Regions from separate parts of the Homo sapiens genome. Here regions 1 and 3 are each linked to region 2. The links are chromatin contacts, found by Hi-C or POLR2A ChIA-PET in ENCODE. All regions are on one chromosome and are shown on one strand. Each heading gives the region's core, a stretch centred on a gene start or an enhancer-like site at or near the end of the contact. The rest is flanking DNA. Distances are from core to core; before and after follow the strand shown. Region 1 has its middle 25 kb from the start of DPH3. Region 2 holds the start of BTD (biotinidase). Region 3 holds the start of GALNT15 (polypeptide N-acetylgalactosaminyltransferase 15).

Region 1 (4,122 bases), core at 162-2,661, 640 kb after region 2:
TCACCCCTCAGCTTGTCAGGTATTCAGGATCCCCCACCTACCTATCTGCTACCTCCTCACCTAATCTCTCTATCCAGATGACGCTAGCCTTGCAGGTGGGATCCAGATGGACAAGTGATATGTGTTGCTTTAAGGTGGCTCTTTTCCCTACACTGTTATTCAGTACGGCTCTGCAGAATTATCTTCCAGAATAAGTTATAGGCTTCTTTTAGCAAAGAGCCATGGTCTACACTTCCTTATTTTCCTCTTAGCAGTTACCATGGAGTTGGTTGCTTGACTTCGTGGATTCCAGTATGGAGGAGAAAAAACCAGGAGTTAGGATATAGAAAAATGACATTTCAAGAGTTGGGAGAAAAATCAACTAGAGAAAAATGTGGACATCATTAGACAGTAATATCTCTGTGACCAAACATATGTATTCACTGCCAGAAATCATAGTAATAACAACAACCATAGTGCTAAGGCTGTACTAACTTACTAGCACATACTATTACTATGATAATAGTAATAACATTACCATTGTTAGTACTATGTACTATTACTATTGTAATGTTGTTACAATATTAACAACATTAATATTAATATTGTTGTTAATATTGTAACAACATTGCAATAGTTGTTGTACTCAAGTTATTTTTTCTTATAATCACAATAGGCCAATGATGTAAGGACTACTATTATCTCCGTTTTATATTATCTCATTTTATAGTTGAAGGGTGAGGTTTCCACAGGCAGAGTAATTTTCCTAAGGCTATGCAACTTCCAAAGTGATGGACCTAGATCACAAACCCAGTTTCATTTGGTTCCAAGGCCTTCACATTTAACTTCCACATTTGATTGCCTCCCAGTATTTGTGAGTAAAGAAAATAAAACAGGGACTGTCCAAATGGGAATGGGTAAAAATAAGGGCCAGGTTGTTTTAGGACCTGCCAAAATTAGGTGCATTGGTTTGGATGCATTCAGGTACAAGGAGCAGAATAACCAACTCCCAGGGGCTTAAGAAATAAAGAACTTTAGTCATCTCACATGCCTAGTTGAGGACAGGCAGTTCTGTGCCTGGTACAATGGCTTACAGACACCTATGATCCAGGCTCTTTTTAAACTTCCACTCACCATTCCTGTTGGCTTTTGATCCTGGTTTCTGTCTCTTTACCAGCACAAGATGGTCACCACAACACCAAACATGACATCCTGGCCCCAGAATCCCAAACAGGATGGAGAGGGCGGCAGAAGCAAGTTCTCCTCATTAATAATGTCTTTCTCTTCACTGAGAAAGCAAGATCTTTCCCAGAAGCCCCCCAGCAGACCTTCCCATCTGTCTCATTGGCCAGAGTCCTAGCAGCAAGGGTGGCTGGGACAGTGGCAAGGAAAGTACCTCAGCAAAGGCTGGGCACATTGCCACCCAGAACCTCACAAAGGTTCTGCAAACCAGGAAGTGGGAAGTTGGCAGATGGATGGCCAGTGACAGTACATGCATTTTGAGATGCCTCCTCTCTCAGGCAAGATTGGGCTCAGCTTCTTTTTTTAATGTCATGGGATGAAAACTGCAGGACACTGAGACAGAGACCTATAAAATCCTGTGCTCACAATTCCTGGGTATTATCCATTCAGCTCCTGCCCTCTGCCCAAGTAGGAACCTTCAATGCCCCAGAAGCAGCTCCGTGTACTCAGTTTGGGATATGAGGAAAGTGCCTGCCATCTGGAACTCAGCCACTGCTATCATAATCGGTCAAACACTCTGGGAAGCAATGGTGTTCTGATTTCTTTTACTGCACAGCTTCCAATAAAATTTGTGGCCCAGGTGTGACAACCAATAGAACTCTTTCACTTTATTCTTGTCTCTGAGATTCTGGTTTCTACTTGCTTTCTAAAAGAAACATAAAAGGCAAGTAAGCATGGCGTGTAAAAGTGAAGGGGGTGGGCTTCCCATGGGATATATGATGATTTTCTTCCTTTGTTGTAAACATATGATATAGGAAGTTGCGTGAGAATCTTGCTTAAAACAATAGTGACAACCTTTTAACCCCATCTGCTTCCCATTAATGGGAAAAGCCGTTACATGGTAGTGTCAAGGGGCCTCTGGATTTTCTCAAGGCTTTACCATAAGACAGATGCTTAAGACAAAATCCTCCAACCCTTTGGTTCTAATCCTCCCCTTCTTAGTCCATTCAGAAAGCACAGAAGGTAATGGCATCTGGCCGATACTCATGAGGGCTGGGTTGGTAAAGTGAAAACCTTTCTGTGCTGTGACAAATTTCACTGGCTGTGCTTTAGGTAGTTTGCAAAGCACAAAGTTAAGTTTCTGGATGATATGTTCATGATTAACAAACCAGATTATAATGCCCTTTCCAGAGTGAATTCTAGTTCTTAGGATTACTTTGCAGATTTAAAAACAATAAATATTTATTAAATATCTGTTATTTACCAAGGTCACACCTCTAGGGCCTTGTCCCGTGTGTTTTCTGAACCACTGGCGTGGATGACTTGATGAGTCACTCATGAATCAGAAAATTGCAAAATATCATCTTCACTGAATTTTATGTCAGCACAGACTCAGTCAGAGTTGAATATGGACTCCCTGGTTTCTGGGAAGGCAGAGATATTTCAAAAACATTTCCAGGAAGGCAATCAAGTGCTCCTTTTGATGCATTTGCCAAGTGGGACACAAAATAGACCTATATTTGTAAATAACAATCTTTTTCAAACACTGCCATGGGGATATGCCCAGCTTATAGTGATCCTTAAAATATGTATTGTGAAGTAATAATCCACCTATGTTTCAGTAATTTCCAAGTGTTTCTCCAGCCTTGACTCCAACCATGAACCTCAGATTCACACACTCAAGCACCTTCAATCTACACTAGAGCCCGAGTAATCAACCTAAAGCACTCTCCTTCCATAATCTCTTCTATGACTCCGCATCACCTTCAGAGTAATGACCCGCCTCCCCAGCACAGCCTGACTACAAGTTCCTCCCTGACCCTGCCTCCACCCTCTGGACTCACCTGCTACTATTTGCCCCATCTCTGAACACCAAAGTTTTTGTAGTTCCCAATACAACACCCTTTTCCTTGTCTCTGCTCTAACCATGCTCTGTTCCCTCTGCACAGAATGCCCTTCCCTCCGTTTGCCAGCTTCTTCTTACCTATCATGCATGACTCATATACATCATGTCTCTGGAGGGTCTTCCTCGAACCCCCGGGCTGAATTAATTACCCCTCTTCTGGAGCACTGCATATGTAGCCCTGTCTTAACATGGACCACTTTGTGTTAAAATTATCAAAAAGATGTTTCCTCCTCTGGACTTTAAACAAATTTTGCTTAGCTTTTTGCCCAGAGTCCCTAGCATAGTATCTGACTCTTGACAGGCACGTAATACATGCTTGTTGAACTTCAACTAAAGCGATCACAGCATCTTTCTTTTGTGCCTAGAAACAAGCAGAATGAAAGTGGAAAAGAAAAATTACAGAGCTAAAATTTAGACACTGAAGAGGTCTTATTTGAGGTCAAATTTAAGAGGACTTTGTCCTGATCACTTTTTGGATGGCTTTAGACTCTCCACATGTGGCTGTAGCAATTCCAGACTCCCACTGCACTGTTCCAGTTATCTTTTGCTGCATAACAAACTACCCCAAAACTTAGTGGCTTAAAACAGCAACTTTTTTTTCTTTTTTTTCTTTTTGAGATGGAGTCTCATTCTGTTGCCCAGGCTGGAGTGCAATGGCGCGATCTCGGCTCACTGCAACCTCTGCCTCCTGGGTTCAAGCGATTCTGCCGCCTCAGCCTCCCAAGTAGCTAGGATTACAGGCACCTGCCATCATGCCTAGCTAATGTTTGTATTTTTGTAGACATGGGGTTTCACCTTGTAGGCTAGGCTGGTCTTGAACTCCTGACCTCAGGTGATCCACTCACCTCGGCCTCCCAAAGTGCTGGGATTACAGCCGTGAGCCACCACACCCGGCCAAAACAGCAACTATTATGGCTCATGATCAACTAGGCAAGTCCTCTGCTTCATGGGGCTCTAACTGGTGTCACTTGGTGGTGTCAGCTCATGGCTGTTCTTTTCTGGAGGGTACAAAAGAGCTTCTCACATGGCAGGGGAGGCTGGCAGGCTGGACTCAG
Region 2 (3,887 bases), core at 984-3,483:
AAAAAAAAAAAAAATTCAAACTCTTTTTAGATTTCCCACAACCTCCCCTCAACCTACCTACCAGTCTCACAGCTCACCATGCCTTTACCTACCTTGAGGGAACCACATGAACTAACATTACCTCTACAGGCAATCTTCTCTGTCCTCAAAGAGAACCAGTCACCCCTTCTGTGCTACTACATCTATTGTGAGAGTTATAATAGATGAGTCTTTTTCTGTAAGTCTTACCCTCACCTTCCAGGACTGATCAACGTGAAGATCAAGACTAAACCTCACTCCTTCTTTACATCCCTCTCTCCTACAGGTTATGTAGCACAATCCTTAGTATACAGTACTTAGTCAATAAATGTTTGCTGTATGAAGAAATCAGTGGCAGATATGTCATCTCTACAAAAACAGTTAAGTATAGGTTCCATTCATAGGTCAATAGCTTCATTTTTTCACACAGATGAAAGAACAGAATGTTGTTCTAACAAAGACAAGTAAAATGTAGAAGCAACAGAAACTCAAAACCTCCTAGTTTTAAGATTAAAAAATACAAATCTCAAACCTTGTAGATAAAGAATGTCATTCAATAAAGAATGTCATTCAATAAAGAATGTCATTCAATTAATAAATAATGTATAATATTAAGCATCTACACCACGTGAAAGCACAAACCAAGCCAGGCACTGTGGTGATATAACAAATGAATCACAACTTCTGCCCTCCAGGCACTCATGTATGATGGCAAAAGGCACCACTTAGGGTGGCCAGGCAGTTGTTTGGGCAAGAGGAGGCAAGAATTTAAATTAGAAGGCAACGGTGGGAGTGTAAAGCAGGAATATTTAGCCTCAGCTGGACTGAGAGTATGTGATATCACAGAAGTGGATTCTTGACCTTTCAAGCCCGCACTACTGAGAGAAGAGCAAGGTGGATTGGCAGAGGATGCACTTAAAGTGGATTGACAAAACGTCGTATCTTCCTTATCCTGCTTCCAAATAAGCCTCTAAGAAAGGTGGCAGCATGATGTGGTGGAAAAAGCATCAGGCTAGGATCTGAGCCATCTGAGTTTCCATCAAGGCACTACCATTTGTGATATCCTCCACCCTGCCCCGAACCAATCATACAACAAAGCCTTGGCCTTCACTCATTTATCCCACAGGTAATCTCTGAACACCTTTCTTATGCAGGCACCACACTAAGCACTGGGGGTACAGATGTGTCGTGAAGAAATAATATCCCTGCTCTAATGGAGCTTGTAGCCTAATAGGGAAGTCAGACTTTACTCATAAACTGTCCATTCCAATCATGACATACAGTATAGTAGTAAGAGAATGGACTCAGACCCAGAATACGTGGGTTCAAACCCTGGCTCTGCTACTACCAGCTGTGTCACCAAAGGCAAGTTTTACTTAACCTGTGTCTTTTCTCATCTGTCAACTTGGTGTAACAACAGTTAATATTCAACAGTGATTGATATGATATATGTAAAGTAGCAGAAGAGTGGTAAGCGCTATCTGGGTGTTTGCAATGCATACCTACCGCTATTACTGATCATTCCCAGTAACGCATTCAGCCACCTGAGTCCATACTCACCGCTTGCTCATTCCTCATCCCGATGTACTTGATGCCTAGCTGCTGGGCAGCAATGGCGATTTCGGTCACTGGGATGCCTACGATGCCAAATATGTACTCCACATCCTGAGGAACGAAGAACAGGGGAGTAAACTCCCAAGGCCCCACCATATCGCCACATCCTTCCCTCCCTCCCGGGCGCTAAAAGGAAAACCCCCCGACCCCCATCGCCCATTTCTACTCGTCTCCAAGACAACATCGCGGTCCCCGCCAGCTTCCGTAGGAGCCTTTCATTCCAGGAAGGTCCATCGTACTTGCGTTTTCAGGGCCTGAGCGATGACTTTAGCACCAGACACCTGCTCCTCGCTGCGCTCTGCGAAGTTACTGTCCGGCATCTTCCACCGAAAAGCTCTAAGCACTCACGCAGCCGGCAAACAAGCGGAATCATCCAGCAAGGCAAACGCGAAATCGGCAGCACGCCACCTCTGGTACTGCACCTCTGACGGACAGGAGGGCAACCAACTGCCTTAAACAACGGGAAGGAAGAGGCGGTCTAAATTCGTCCACTTCCCGGGAGAGGTGAGAATGTAAACACGCGCGTTCTCCAATCAGAACTGCGCTCTCTTCTCGGCTCCTCCATTCGCGCGCCAGAATGCCAGAGGGAGGCGGGACTAGCAGGAGATTGCTGCCTATGCAAAGCAGGTAAGAAGCCGAACTCTGAGGCCTCTCGCCATTGTCTCCGAGTCGGCCAGCTGGAGCGTTTTCGGGGCTGTAAAGGGAGAATGGCGCATGCGCATATTCAGGGCGGAAGGCGCGCTAAGAGCAGGTACGGAGGGGGCGTGGTGCGGCGCGGAGGGGGTGTGGTAAGGGCGTGCGGTCCAGACCCCGCCCCGGGCGCCCAGTTGGACTTGGGGAGGGCTGCGCAAAGGCTGCCGGGAGCTGGGAAGCCCGGCGCGCGTCGTTTGCTGGGGCTGTTTGTGCGTTGCTGCTGTGCTACCGCGTTGCGTTTTCTAGGCATTTACTTACACGCTTTGTGGTTTACGCTCTCATAACCTTGTGGTTTTATAGTCCTTAAATTATTGTAGCGCACGTTACTTAAATCCAGAAGCAGATGTGTACCCCAGCAAGAGATAAAATGACGCTCAGAGTCAGTAGATCCAGACCGTGCCTGAGATCCTGAATCCTGTTTCCTACCCACTATTCAGCCATTGGGTCACAAGCGATGAAAAGAGCACCTTGAAGGTAGTATAGAGCACTGTTTTCTCCAGCCCTTGCTACTAATCCATATTACTCTCCGCTAATATCTTTCCAAAATTAGGAACTATGGCGTTTCATAATTCTTAGGTTGGGTCCCTACCTACAACCAGCCCTGCACCCGATAGCCTTTTAAAACATTTTTGTGTGAAAATCGTTTGCAATGTGCAATATCTGAAACTACTGCCTTGGAGTCATTAGACCCTCTGCTCAGTGACAATAAACATAAAATTTCCAATTGTAATAAACAGTGGAACTTTTAATTTTTTGAGGATTTGGAGTCATTTTAAGCAAAAAGAACAGTGATAAGTGGACAGTAAAGAGATGAGAGGGGAGTGGGTCATGGGTAGTGAAATGAGTGAGAAGCACTGGAAGTGAAACGATTTCTAAACCCAGACATTTTCAAACTGTAGTCCTGGGTCTTTTCAAAAGGTCTTCCCCTCTTTTTCTCAACCCCTCAACCCCACCCCAAGCAGAGGAGAGTGAAGTGGTTGCCTCCCTGCATATGTGGACGGTGTTAGTCCATTTTCATACTGCTATAAAGAAATACCCAAAACTGGGTAATTTATAAAGAAAAAGAGGTTTAATGGTCTCACAGTTCCAAATGGCTACGGAGGCCTCACAATCATGGCAGAAGGTGAAGGAGGAGCAAAGGCATGTCTTACATGGTGGCAGGCAAGAGAGCGTGTGCAGGGGAACTGCCCTTTATAAAACCATCAGATCTCATGAGACTTACTATCATTAGAACAGCATGGGAAAAATCCCCTCCCCATGATTCAGTTACTTCCCACTGGGTCCCTCTCACCACATGTGGGGATTATGGGAGCTATAATTCAAGATGAGATTTGGATGAGGACACAGCCAAACTGTTCTGCCCCTGGCCCCTCCCAAATATCATATCCTCACATTTCAAAACCAATCATGCCTTCCCAACAGTCCCCCAAAGTCTTAACTCATTTCAGCATTAACTCGAAAGTCCACAGTCCAGAGTTTCATCTGAGACAAGGCAAGTCCCTTCCGCCTATGAGCCTGTAAAATCAAAAGCAAGCTAGTGGCTGGGCGCAGTGGCTCACACC
Region 3 (4,123 bases), core at 216-2,715, 570 kb after region 2:
ATGCAGGCCAGACCTCCCCCTGACCTTCAGCTATCCTACAACTGCTGCCTTCACTTCATCTCCTCTTAGCTGTCTAGAGGACATCTCGAATGTCACATGTTCCAAATCAAGCCACTGGCATGCATTCATCTCCTTCCACCTTCTCTCCTTCCCCATCTTGGTTAATGGCAAGTCTATTCTTCCAACTACTCAGAACAAAAATTTGAACTCATCTTGACTCTTCTCTTCCTCTCACATTAGTCATTAATTCATCAGCAAATCCTATAGGTTCTTCCTTAAAGTATATCCACAAGCTGACCCCTGTCACCACCGATGCCACTTAGTGCAAGCCAAGAACCTCTTGGTTGGTCTCCCTGCTCCTGCTTTTTGCCCCCCACTGATTAGTCTCAACCCAGCAGCCAGAATGATCCAGTTAAAACCCAAGTCAGATTGTGTCTCTCCTCTAAGGGCTCCCCTCTCACTCAGAGGAAAAGCCAAAGTTCCTTCAATGCAACCAGGGGGTGTCCTGCATGGTCCTCCTGCCCCCCGCCCCCTTGCCTCTCTTATTCCACTTCCCATCAGGCTCCACCCTGCTCTCTTTGCTTCAGCCATGCCGGCTGTTCCTCAGACATGCCAGCATACTCTTGCCTTGGAACCTTCACATTTATCATTCTGTCTGCCCCGAACACTCAACCTCAAATAGCTGTGCAGCCCTCTCCTTTACACAAATGGTAACTCTTCCATGAAACCTTTCTCCACCACTCAATGTCCATTTCCAAGCCCAGCCCATGCTCCCCAGCCCCATCCCTGCTCTGCTTTTTTGCCTTCATCCTCATCACTATCTGACCCAGTGGATAGTTTTAATTGTATCTGTCACTAGAATGCAAGCTCCATGAGACACACATTTTTGTCTGTGTTATTCATTGCTCTACTTCCAGTTCCCAGAACAATTTTGGCACATAGCATGTGTTCATTAATTATGTGTTGGTTAAATGAAGGAAGCTTTATGAGGGAAAGAGCATGCCACTCCTCTTCCAGCGTCCCCCTTGGTGGCCAGGGCAGAGCAGGCATTCAGCTGCTCTTGTGGGAGAAGAAGGGACTTGCAAGATCATCTCCCTTAGCTCCCTCATTTTCAGGAGGCCAGGGACAGTGGTCCCCAGGAAGGGAAGGAGAGTCCAACCTAGTTTGCCTGATCCCCCATGGGAGGCTGAGGTTGCAAACAGACAGCTGCAGCTCCTTGCAGCTATGCCACACACACAGCCTTTCTGAATCAGAGGGTATTAGTCTTTCCTTCTGAACTCTTGGGATATTCCTGTTTTGATTTGGCTCTAGCAGTGACCACACCGAGTTGTGCAAAGCCTGGGAACAGTGAGGGCATTAGGACCAGGAGTGACGCGCACGCTTGGCTCTGGGTTGTGTCTGGCAGAGGGCTCTCGGCTGAGTGGAGCTATGTGTGAAAGGAAACCAGGCACTGCCTGCCGGCTTTACATCTGTTGATCTGACCTGACTGGAAGCGTCCAAAGAGGGACGGCTGTCAGCCCTGCTTGACTGAGAACCCACCAGCTCATCCCAGACACCTCATAGCAACCTATTTATACAAAGGGGGAAAGAAACACCTGAGCAGAATGGAATCATTATTTTTTTCCCAAGGAGAAAACCGGGGTAAAGGGAGGGAAGCAATTCAATTTGAAGTCCCTGTGAATGGGCTTTCAGAAGGCAATTAAAGAAATCCACTCAGAGAGGACTTGGGGTGAAACTTGGGTCCTGTGGTTTTCTGATTGTAAGTGGAAGCAGGTCTTGCACACGCTGTTGGCAAATGTCAGGACCAGGTTAAGTGACTGGCAGAAAAACTTCCAGGTGGAACAAGCAACCCAGGTTCTGCTGCAAGCTTGAAGGAGCCTGGAGCGGGAGAAAGCTAACTTGAACATGACCTGTTGCATTTGGCAAGTTCTAGCAACATGCTCCTAAGGAAGCGATACAGGCACAGACCATGCAGACTCCAGTTCCTCCTGCTGCTCCTGATGCTGGGATGCGTCCTGATGATGGTGGCGATGTTGCACCCTCCCCACCACACCCTGCACCAGACTGTCACAGCCCAAGCCAGCAAGCACAGCCCTGAAGCCAGGTACCGCCTGGACTTTGGGGAATCCCAGGATTGGGTACTGGAAGCTGAGGATGAGGGTGAAGAGTACAGCCCTCTGGAGGGCCTGCCACCCTTTATCTCACTGCGGGAGGATCAGCTGCTGGTGGCCGTGGCCTTACCCCAGGCCAGAAGGAACCAGAGCCAGGGCAGGAGAGGTGGGAGCTACCGCCTCATCAAGCAGCCAAGGAGGCAGGATAAGGAAGCCCCAAAGAGGGACTGGGGGGCTGATGAGGACGGGGAGGTGTCTGAAGAAGAGGAGTTGACCCCGTTCAGCCTGGACCCACGTGGCCTCCAGGAGGCACTCAGTGCCCGCATCCCCCTCCAGAGGGCTCTGCCCGAGGTGCGGCACCCACTGTAAGTAAGGCCCTTGTTTTCCCTTCCCTGATCCCAGGGCATGATCGGGTGGTAGCAAACTCGGGAATGCAAACTTTCCGTAGCCTGCCTCTCCTGACTTAGAGCAAGTGCTTTTCAAGATGCAGTACCTGGGCCAGCAGCGTCAGCAGCCCCTGGGCACTGGTGGGTTCTCAGAAATGCAGATTCTCAGACCCCATCCCAGACCTGCCAAACAAGAAACTCTGGGTGGGGTCCAGTGGTCTGTATGAACAAGCCCTTCAGGTGAGAATCATTGTCCTAGAAAGCAGAAAGTGAGGACTCTTGCTTGTTCATTCTCTTCTCCGTCCTGGGTTCTAGTTCTTCTGTCTTTAGGTCAAATGGCTTTATTTCTATAACACAGAAGGGAGGTTAGAGCAGACATTTGCCAGTTCTAACACTCTGACTCCACTACATTTTGATTTTAGGGTTATTGTTAGTGTTTGCTTTTAGTTTGGATCAAAATAACAATTGCAGTTTACATTTAGGGGGCTCTTCCCATGCGTCTGGATTTACTTTACAAGCTTTTAATGTATTAACTCATAAAGTCCTGGAAAGTCCTCACAGCTCTGCAAGATGGGTGCTAGTAGTATCATCATGCTTATTCTATAGGTATGAAAACAAGGTGAAGTTGCTTTCCCAGTCACGCTGCTAGTAGGTAACAAAGTCAGGATTTGAATGCAGGCATGTGAGCTCCAGTCTGCCTGACCCACCACTCCATGCCACCTGCCTTGGGCCACTAGACTAAGGAAACAGGTCCAGTGCCTGAGAGCCAGAATACTGTGCTGACTGCAATTTACCCTGCCAGGGCAGCCCCAGCCCCAGGAGGTAAGCTGAGAAGTGTAGGTGATGGGCAGAGCTGTGCCCAGGGAGATGCTGGCCCATCCTCCACACCCCCTGCTCCCTTACTGTCACCATGGCTGACCACTGAGGAGGGAGCCTTGGTTACCAGCATCCAGGGAGCAAGGCAGCTTGTTAGTTTTAGTTTGGTGATTTAGGTCCCTTTTCCTATAGGCCATTGCTCCTCCCAGAGCCTGGAGAGTTTCCTGGAAAGCAAACATTTGTGCAGGGCAGCAGTTGGAAGCAGGGCCACACACTCTTCGGATCCCTGATCTAGTTCCCCTCAGCCTGGCTGCTCAGCCACTCACACTCGAGGGTGTGCAATTGCAGGGTCAGCAGCCGGGAGTGAACATCTCCTTAAATTGTGTGCCCCGGGTGCCTCACTCACCGCACCCTACTTCCATTTCAAACCCGCTACACTGTTTTCAAGCCTTACCTTTAAAAGCTATTTTCAGGAAATTCCCACCCCATTCTAGTTTTGTGCCCTCCTTGCACCCTGGAGTTTTAACTCACAGCACTTACAAAACTAAAGCCAAATGATTATTGATGTATTTATCAGTCGAATGCCTGCTTTCCCTGCTATGCTGTGAGCCCCTTAGAAGGTCAGGACTGAGTTTGTATTGTACATCCCAAAGCCCAACATGCAGTAAAGAAGTGATTGCTGAATGAACAAACATAGTTTTCAAATTTTTTGACACTATTTTTCACTGGCCTGGAGCAAGAGTGAGCATCCTCTTTTTGCCGATAAGAAATAATATTGCCTGAAACGAGAGGGTCTGTGGCTACCAAAGT

What was found. A loop is a pair of places that touch in the nucleus more often than their neighbours do. ChIA-PET counts read pairs that join two places held with the same protein, here RNA polymerase II (POLR2A). Pooled maps may share reads with other maps.
Region 1: a loop to region 2 is called in a map of HepG2, with 5 times the contacts of the local background. The contact joins the enhancer-like site here to the promoter of BTD in region 2. A Hi-C loop is called at or near these places in 2 of 168 maps with a recorded cell type or tissue (HepG2 and PC-9), 2 of 37 single-sample maps with no recorded cell type and 7 of 50 pooled maps. POLR2A ChIA-PET finds 5 or more read pairs at or near these places in 2 of 52 experiments (HepG2 and Panc1).
Region 3: a map of dorsolateral prefrontal cortex shows a loop between it and region 2 (2.5-fold over the local background). The contact joins the promoter of GALNT15 here to the promoter of BTD in region 2. A Hi-C loop is called at or near these places in 1 of 168 maps with a recorded cell type or tissue (dorsolateral prefrontal cortex) and 6 of 50 pooled maps. POLR2A ChIA-PET finds 5 or more read pairs at or near these places in 1 of 52 experiments (CD8-positive, alpha-beta T cell).

Annotation. Positions count from the first base shown.
Region 1 is chr3:16,237,885-16,242,006 of GRCh38, forward strand. It overlaps a transcript of GALNT15 not described here. Among named protein-coding and RNA genes, the nearest start is that of DPH3, 25 kb to the right of the region's middle. Within about 2 kb of position 1,412, at least 4 of the 41 ENCODE cell types and tissues checked have a DNase peak (open chromatin) inside an H3K27ac peak, as active enhancers do.
Region 2 is chr3:15,599,512-15,603,398 of GRCh38, forward strand. BTD (biotinidase) reads left to right here and starts at 2,234. Exons shown (of 4, transcript NM_001370658.1): 1 at 2,234-2,383. HACL1 (2-hydroxyacyl-CoA lyase 1) reads right to left here and starts at 2,058. Exons shown (of 17, transcript NM_012260.4): 1 at 1,872-2,058; 2 at 1,579-1,683. The coding sequence starts at 1,952. RefSeq lists an enhancer at 1,963-2,605 and a silencer at 2,447-2,506.
Region 3 is chr3:16,173,215-16,177,337 of GRCh38, forward strand. GALNT15 (polypeptide N-acetylgalactosaminyltransferase 15) reads left to right here and starts at 1,466. Exons shown (of 10, transcript NM_054110.5): 1 at 1,466-2,476. The coding sequence starts at 1,938.